2 separate regions of the Mus musculus genome follow, and region 2 is linked to region 1. Evidence: chromatin contacts called from ENCODE POLR2A ChIA-PET data. All regions are on one chromosome and are shown on one strand. Each heading gives the region's core, a stretch centred on a gene start or an enhancer-like site at or near the end of the contact. The rest is flanking DNA. Distances are from core to core; before and after follow the strand shown. Region 1 holds the start of Erbb2 (erb-b2 receptor tyrosine kinase 2). Region 2 holds the start of Ormdl3 (ORM1-like 3 (S. cerevisiae)).

Evidence for each region. ChIA-PET counts read pairs that join two places held with the same protein, here RNA polymerase II (POLR2A).
Region 2: POLR2A ChIA-PET joins it to region 1 with 11 read pairs in Patski. The contact joins the promoter of Ormdl3 here to the promoter of Erbb2 in region 1. POLR2A ChIA-PET finds 5 or more read pairs at or near these places in 2 of 5 experiments (Patski and embryonic stem cell).

Annotation. Positions count from the first base shown.
Region 1 is chr11:98,410,180-98,414,240 of GRCm38, reverse strand. Erbb2 (erb-b2 receptor tyrosine kinase 2) reads right to left here and starts at 1,757. Exons shown (of 27, transcript NM_001003817.1): 1 at 1,506-1,757. The coding sequence starts at 1,578.
Region 2 is chr11:98,584,905-98,588,965 of GRCm38, reverse strand. Ormdl3 (ORM1-like 3 (S. cerevisiae)) reads left to right here and starts at 1,721. Exons shown (of 4, transcript NM_025661.4): 1 at 1,721-1,838.

The sequences.
Region 1 (4,061 bases), core at 508-3,007:
GCTGTCAGGAACTGGGGCAGGAGAGGGGGGCAAGGGGGCACAGATGGTGATACTCCACCAGCCTCCAGGCTCGCTGGCCTCTGGAGAGCACCTACTGTTTCCAGAACCTGTGTTCTGCATCTTCAATACAGCCCACTGATTACGGAAGCAGTGTCTCCGCACTGCTCAGCTAGACTCGTATTTATGTGAATCATATATCATATCCTGTGGCTGGTCACATTGCCTGGGATCCACCAGTTACTCCAGGATACTTCATTTCCCCAGCCCAGGTTTCCCCCCTGGGACAAGGAGAAGGCTACTAATGTTTCCACTGTGGAGTTGTTCTTAGTACTGTAGAAGGAATGCATGCAAGCCACCACCCACGGAGCCTGGCAGAGCTGACCCACACGGGGTGACTGTCAGCTTTTACGCTCATGGTAGAACTGGACATATGGGTCAGTATACACACTGCTGGGTCACCCTCCCAGCCCCCAACACGAAGATAAAGGCAAGAAAACAACCCAGCTCTCTGTCTACCCCTAGCTGACCTTACTCCTTTTCGGTGCCCTCCCCCCGCCCCCAAATGCCCAGGAACCCTTTCCAGTTTATTGTATGGAAGCCGGGAAAACACAAGACCACCCTTCAAGATCCGAGCCTTCCCGGAATCCCAAAGCACACAGTACTTAAGCTGGCTCTAAGGAAATTTGTTCAAAACAGGGCTGTGGAGTGTGCAGCACTGTGATAGAGGGCTTGCCTAACACGGGCGAGACTGGGATGGAGGGTAGGGGTGTTCCATCCCCAGCACAGAAGAGAGAGAGAGAGAGAGAGAGAGAGAGAGAGAGAGAGAGAGAGAGAGAGAGAGAGAGAGAGAATGAGAGAGAACTGTTGCAAACAAATGCCTGCCCCTCCTCCTGCTCCCCCATATCCCAGACACTATCGATAGGCAACTCAACTGCGGAGCCGCCACTCGGTCCTCCCTGCTCGACAGGATGGGTTACTTTCCCCACCGCCCCCTCCACGGCGACCCCACTGGAAGCTGGAGTAACTTACTAAACCCAAAGGGCCAGAGGGGGTGGGAAGGGGGAGGGGAGGGGCAGAGGGGACCCCGAAGGCATCCTGCCCAGTCCGGTCCGGAGGCGGAGGCTGCCAACTGGAAGAGCTCTGAGAAAGCGTGAGGGGGGCTCGAAAGGGGGGAAGCAGGCGCACGCACGCACAGCGCTTCACACACCCTCCGGAGGAAAACTTTCCGACTAGTTTCAGAGAACTTTCCCAAGGAGTTCCCGGAGTCTCCTGGAGCCCGGGAGGCTCCGGTGTAGCGAGAAGGGGCCGGTCCGGACCTCCAGTGTGGTTCTCCGAGTGACTGTCCCATCCCCAACTGCTCCGATCTCCTCCGGGCCGCGGCGCCGGTAGCCGGAATCGTCCCAACGTCCCGGACCGCCCGGCCGTGGAGCTCTCGGGGCCCCGCGGCTCCGGCCGCCCGTGGGCGCAGCCGTAGCGGCCCGAGCCCTCCCCAAGCCAAGACCCACCTTGGGTACCCGCGGCTCCGGGGGACAGGAGGGCGAGGAGGAACCCCCAACGGCACCAGGCCGCCAGCTCCATGATGATCACTGCGGCTCCGGCCCCATGGCTCAGGCTGGACCAGGCTGCGGGCGCGGGGCGCGGCGAGGGCAGGCACAGGCGCGGCGCCGGAAGGGGCCGCCTGGGAAGGGGCGCTCCTGGGCTCCGGGTCCCCAGCGGCGGGCAATCTCAGCTCCACAACTTCACGCCGCACTTCCTCGAGCAGCCCTCCTCCTCCGCCTCCTCCGCCGCCGGTGATTGGGAGCCGCGCGCTCCCGGCTCGCCCCCCCACCCCTCCAACTGCATTCCAGCAAGACTGGGAGTGGCTGCTCCCAGCTTCACTTTCTCCCTCCCGGCGCAGGCCTGGGTGCGTCGCGCCCTGTGCCCTGACGCCTCGCTTGCTTGCTTGCAGTTCTCACCCACTTCCTAAAAGCAGGGCATCTCTTTACCCCTCTTTGCAGTCTTGGGTGGGTTTTATCTTGGATACTCTTGGAACGTTTGCATCACACTCTTAATACCAGATAAATGGTTTGTCGCCACATCCTCAGGTAAAATCAGCCTGGGAAGGGAATGTGTTATGTCTAACTGGTGACTTCCAAGACTCTCTGGGATATCAATTCTGTCCTTTTGGGTATCTCCTGCCTGATCTTAAAGGAACCCACAGAACTAGGAGAAGCGAGTCACATCGGGAGCCCTCTGTTCATCCTTGGAAGAACAGCTTCTCCTGTTTCTTTCTCTTTTTAAGACTTATTTTTATTTCAAATTATGTGTGGTCATATATGGGTTTTGGGGGGTGTCACATAAGTGCTGTTGCCCACAGAGGTCAGAAGAGGAAGTGGGAATCCCCCAGAGCTGGAGTTACAGGGTGCCGCCCACCCACTTTGGTGCTGGAAACAGAACTTGGGTCCTCTGCAAGAGCAGCACAGGCTCTCAACTGCTTAGCCATCTCTCCAACCCCATGCCCACTTCGTTCTGACTTTACCCAGTTCTCAGTTTCATTCATCGTCCTCTCTCTCCCTGTCCTTTTCGCCTGCCAGTTTACCCCTGAAGTACCTAGATATCACTCCTGAAGCCTGGTAACAGGTGAGAAAGGAAACAAAGGTATGCCTTTGGTTGGAAACTCCAAGAACACATTGCAAGAGACATGTTTACCAGGATGAATTGCCCGTCGTTTATCTGAAATTCAAATTGAACTTCATTACGTCCTTCTTCTTTATCTGCTACATCTGATGATGGTACTTGGAATGTTCCAGTAAAGAACACACCTGTGCTGGTCAAGATGCAATCAGAGGCATCTTTGGGGGAGAGAAATGAAGGGTGGCCCTCTCTTAATCTACTTTCATTGAACTGAAACTCAGTTTCAGGCAGACACTTCCACGCTAGGGGCCAAAGAACATGGGACTCTGGTATCTAGAAGACCTGAGTTCGTATCTTCCCTCTATCACATTCTGGCAGTGAGACCTTAGGCAAGTGACTGACGATCTCTGGGTCTTGTTTTACAAATCTGTAAGACTGTGTGTGCTAGGGGCTAAAGGAGAAGACACTCTAGAAGCACTCAGCAGTGTAGTGCTTGACACATAATAACTGCTCAGTAAATGATCCCAGATTTAGCCATTCTGGGGCAGATGGGGTGTTTGTGGGGATCAATTTGAGGTACTCAAAGAGAAAGAATACAACATTATAAATCACACCACCACACCCAGAAGTAGAACAAGAGGGCTGAGCCTGTGTTTTGGTGATAATGTATTTGCCTAGCATTGGGGCAGGGAAGAGGGGACAGGAAGGAATTTGAATAGAGAGAAAAAAATGTATGTGCATCATATGTAATAAGAATCACATGTGGTGACATATATATATATGTATATATTATGTATGCATCTATAATATATAATATTATATAATATACATATTAGGTGATGATATCCAATGATTTACTCATTGATCATTGTCAGGAATGTTCAACACATACATGTGACAAAGCAGCCCCTCTGATTAGCTGTCCCTATTTTCAGCTGGGGATGATGGCTCACCACTAGAATCCCAACACTTGGGAAGTTGAGGAGAGGGGTTGGGGATTTGAGGTCAAAAATCTTAATAACAAAATGAAATACACACACCTATTTGAGATTATGAAAATCAAGAGTCAAAAAGATTAAGACATTTGCTGCCCAGGATGTCTTAAGGCAATGGGAATATCTGAGCCCTAGCAAAACCCAGTTCTTACCCTGGCCACATCTTCCAGCCCCTGAGCTAATCTCTGTGTCCCTCAGAGCTGCAACTTCTCAGCTCTCCTGAGATGATATACTAACCTGGCTCTCAGAGCCATTGCTGGCTGTATCCTGGCATGCTAAGACCCTAAAGGTCAGATCAAAGGTGTCCCTTCTCCCCCAGCCCTGCCCCTCTCCTGCTTTCCTTTAGCGCAGCTGAGAGAGAGCTGTTAAGGATGGCCTCAGCGGTTGAACTGCAACTGTATCGCTCTGCAGGCACATCCCTCCTCTCAGGACTCCGAAGTCCCAAGTGTTGTA
Region 2 (4,061 bases), core at 472-2,971, 170 kb before region 1:
TGCCAATGGAGTCTGCATTAGTCAGAGTGCCTTGTTGAGATGTAGACCCTGTCTGGTCCCTGAACTTCACAGAGATGGGAGAAAACTGGCAAAGATCCAGAGCTCAACCAACTTGATGGACAATGGAAGAATTCCAGGAAAAAAAAAAAAAAATCAAAGGAATCCGGCAAGTTCATTTTGGAAAAAAAACAAAACAAAACTCAAAAACAAAAACACCCCCCCCCCCATTGTTTTGGCTCTAAGGCTGAGCAGGAGGGAATAGGGGGTGGAGGTGCGGTGTGGGAGTGTGGAAGTGTGGGGGTGTCTCTGTGAGGCTTCTTCAGTCTCACAGAGGCTGAAGGACGGTTAGTTAGATGTTCGGATCTGAAGGGCCCCTGCCTCTGGAATACTTGAGAAGCTGCCCATTTTTACTTCTCAGGGTAAGTCAGATAGATATACACTCACTCCTGGCTTCCAGGGCTCCGCCTCCGGCCGGAGACAGCTATTCCTCCCCGCCCCCACCCCCTCTGGCAGCTCCCTGATGATGGGCGGGTCTAAGGAAAAAGCTCCCCAGGTTGTCCGGGCAGGCCTTCTCCTTCCAGTCCTCGCATGTTCAGTCCGTCGCGCATATACAGCCAGCCAGGCTGGCATCTGTTACGTCATCTATTCCTGTCATTCCAGCCTTGCCAGGGTTTATGGGCACGAGACTGAGAAGGTGGGCGGGGGAAGTAGAAACAACTAAAAGGAGGCCCTCTATTGTTGACGTGGAAAGTGGGAGTGACCTAGGAGAGCCAAAGAACACTCTAGTTGCGTTCCTACAAGATAAGAAGTGCTTTGTATGACATTCTTTTGAAATATCAAAGCAACCTTGGGAGTAAGTTTTGACAGCTGTAAAACTGAGATTAAGACAAGTCATTTGTCCAGGCTTACTCTGCCAATAAAGATGTACATACACTATATGTACCTAGCAATAAAGTCTGTGCCCTTCTTTTCAGAGCTTCCAGACATGAAAGTTGCAGAAATGAGGCTCCCTACCTAAAGCTACACGTATTAACCTCAGACAGAAGCTCAAAGCTCCTCACGTTAGTAAGGTCTCGTCCTATGACATAAATCCTATTTTATACCTGATGTAGGGAGGAGATCCAGGAGTGGCCAGACCTACACCAGCAAGGATTAAGCATAAAGACTAGGTGGGCCAAAGATGCCCACAGGCTCCTGTCTCTACCCTGAACACATGTACCCAACTAAAGTCCTGAAAAATGTAATCCCGGGAGTGAATGGGGCTCCTTCGGGGCAAAGGGTAGTGTTTCTCGGCTTCTGGAGATAATCCGGGGCCCAGGCAGCGACGGTTAGGAAAAAACCAAACCAAAACAACCTCTGCATTTAGGGTCAGGCTATCTTAGCAGGGCCTTAATGCAGGTTACTTAAAACTCTTAAGTCTTCGACTACAAGATGGGACATGGACAAACCGCTTGTGCAACACGTGAAGGGCGCAGATGCAAAAGCTACAATTGTTAACGCACCAAAGAGACAGCATCTGATCTCACTATTGCGTCAGGGTGGGACGTTCTGCGGGGTGCCAAAGCTCGCGGTGGGATCAAAAGCTAGACCAGGGAAAAGCCTACAACTCCCAGGAGGCGCCGGGCGGGCCGGTGAGGAGGCAGCCTAGAAACTACACTTCCCAAGAGGCACAACGTGATAGGCGCGTGGTAGTGACGTCACCGCCCCGGCTCGGGGAGCTGATTCGGCCAGAGCTGCCAGCGGGGTAGCCACCGCCGCTGGTTTGTTACAGCTGCTGGAGCGGCCGCGGCCCGGGTTCTCGGGCTCTCTCCCGGGCCCTCGACCTCCAACCCCGCGCGGTGAGTCCAGACGGGTGGCATCGGAGTGGTGAAGCCCGAAGGCTCCACGGGTTGGAGAGCCGGGAGAGAAGGCTGCTGCTGGGGAGGCGTCCGCGCAGGAGGAGACCTGAGCTGGGTGGCTGGGGGTGGAGAGTGCGTGCATCAGGCGAAGGAGTGCCAAAAGAGGAAAGTGGGAGCAGGGGGCCGGGGGTGATAATCCGGGAGGAGCGCTGCAGCTGGGGGTGGGAGGCGGGGAACGGCTGGACTTAAGGGATAAAGGTTTGGCTGCCTCCAGGGTTGAGTGAATGCGTGGAGATGGGGGTTGGGCCCCGAACCCGGCCAGACTGCTAGTGCGAGGTACCAGGCTGCAGAGCAGAAGCGGGAGGCCCCGTGGAAGGAGTTCTCATACACATACTCCCAAGATATCGAGGACACCGTTCCCTCGCTCCTGACTCGTGGAGGCTTGCTTTTTTTTCCACACCCACTTTCCTGAGTCCAGGAGTCGGGCTGGCGAGGACAACCGTGGTTCTGCAGATTGAGGGTGGGCCGAGTGGAAGCGACATTGTGTGTTGCATGAACTCCCTCTTGGGATCCCTTGGGAACAGGTTTGCTGTATAAAGGGCAAGTCTTAAACTGGGGAGGGATTTGGGAAGTGCTTACCGGATGGTTAACGCCGCGGGGAGGGGGGGAAGGCGGGAGGGAGGAGATGGGGGTGGTAATCTGGTCTTGGCATGAGTGTCTGACAGACTGGCTTGGGCCTGCATGGAAAAGAGGCAAAGAGCTATACCATAGCCAAAAGTTTAAAAAAAAAAAAAGTGGTTAACAGGACGGAGTTGCTTCAGGCTCTGATTTGAGGCAGATTATGAAATCACACCAGCTACCTGCCAGTTGTGGTAGCAGTTTTCAGTCTGGTCACCCCAGACCTTTCTGCCCCTGCCAGTCTCCTATTTCTTCACTTCTGGGAGAAAGGTCAGTTGTGTCCTAATGGAAATACACAAAGCCACAGGAAAGTCTCAGGAGTACTTTTGGGAGGATGGTGAAAGAGGGTGCAGCAGTCTCCTGAAGTTCCTAACCTGCTTTAAAAGACAACTAGCACTTAGGCTTTAGGAAGACAGTTCCCGTGGGGTCACCTAGGCTCTCTTAGATGCCCTGTTAGAGCCAGAAAGGAGTGGAGGGTCTTGCAGTCCTGGGATCCAGCCAGAGGTTTGGCACTACTGAACCGCAGTGTGAGGGAGTTGTGTCTATAGCTGTGCCACTGTAGGGCTGTGTAATGGAGAAGGACAGCAGTTTCTGCCGAGACTTGGGAAACTTTTCCTCACCTTAATGATCTTTCAGAGACTTTAGCTCTCAGTCCCTGCCCTCCCATGGAGGCTGTTACATAGTAGATGTCCCAGGGGTGGGCTCTGTTAAGGGCCCTAAGGCCTGAGGAAGGTAAACAACTGGTGTTCTAGTTCCTTGGGTTTCTGTTGGGACCAGTTATCTGTCTTAATGAGCCAGGAGTTTGGTCCCTGGCGTATGTCCACCTGCATGCACCCTAGGCCAACTCAGGGGTATGTTTGTTGGGAAACTGTTGTGGGTCCTATCTCCCGAGGTATTTGAGAAGAGGAAACTTGCTTCCATTATCCTTAAGTAATGAACTTATCTGAGTGAATGCTAGCTCCTGTGGAGGAGGCTTGGCCAGAATCCTAGCTGGGTGAGATAGCATCTGAGTCTGGGGGTGAGGTGACTACAGCAGGGTGAGGGAGCTGGGCTGGCACTTCCAGACTCTCTCCATTGTTCCTTCTTTCTGTGCACCTTGCTGTTAGCCTCAGTAATGTGTCTTTCCCAGGCTCGACACTAAAGTGGGAGAGGGTAAGCCAGTACATGGATGCCTCCCATTTCCACTTTCTGCTGGTCAGCAAGTGGGCCCTCAGGAATCTGGGGACAGCCATGCTCCCCTCTGGCCACTGTGGGCTACTACTGTTGTATTCTGGGCATGAAGGGTAGCCTTTTTCAGTTCCTTGTGTAGAGCTTCTACCACTGGGGCTGGGCAAGAAAGGGGTGTTGTCACCTCACACCCACAGACAGATGCTGGGAAGGGAGCGAGGTCAGGTGAGGCCGAGAAGAGAGGCGGTAGGAGGGAGGCCACAGGTAGTTTTGTGTCCTTGGGAGGGGAAGGTTGGTACAGGTACCACATCCTACCCGTGCACATCCTACCCGTGTTGATGTCAGCTGTGTGCTCTGGTCATGTCCTCCTCTCTCCCT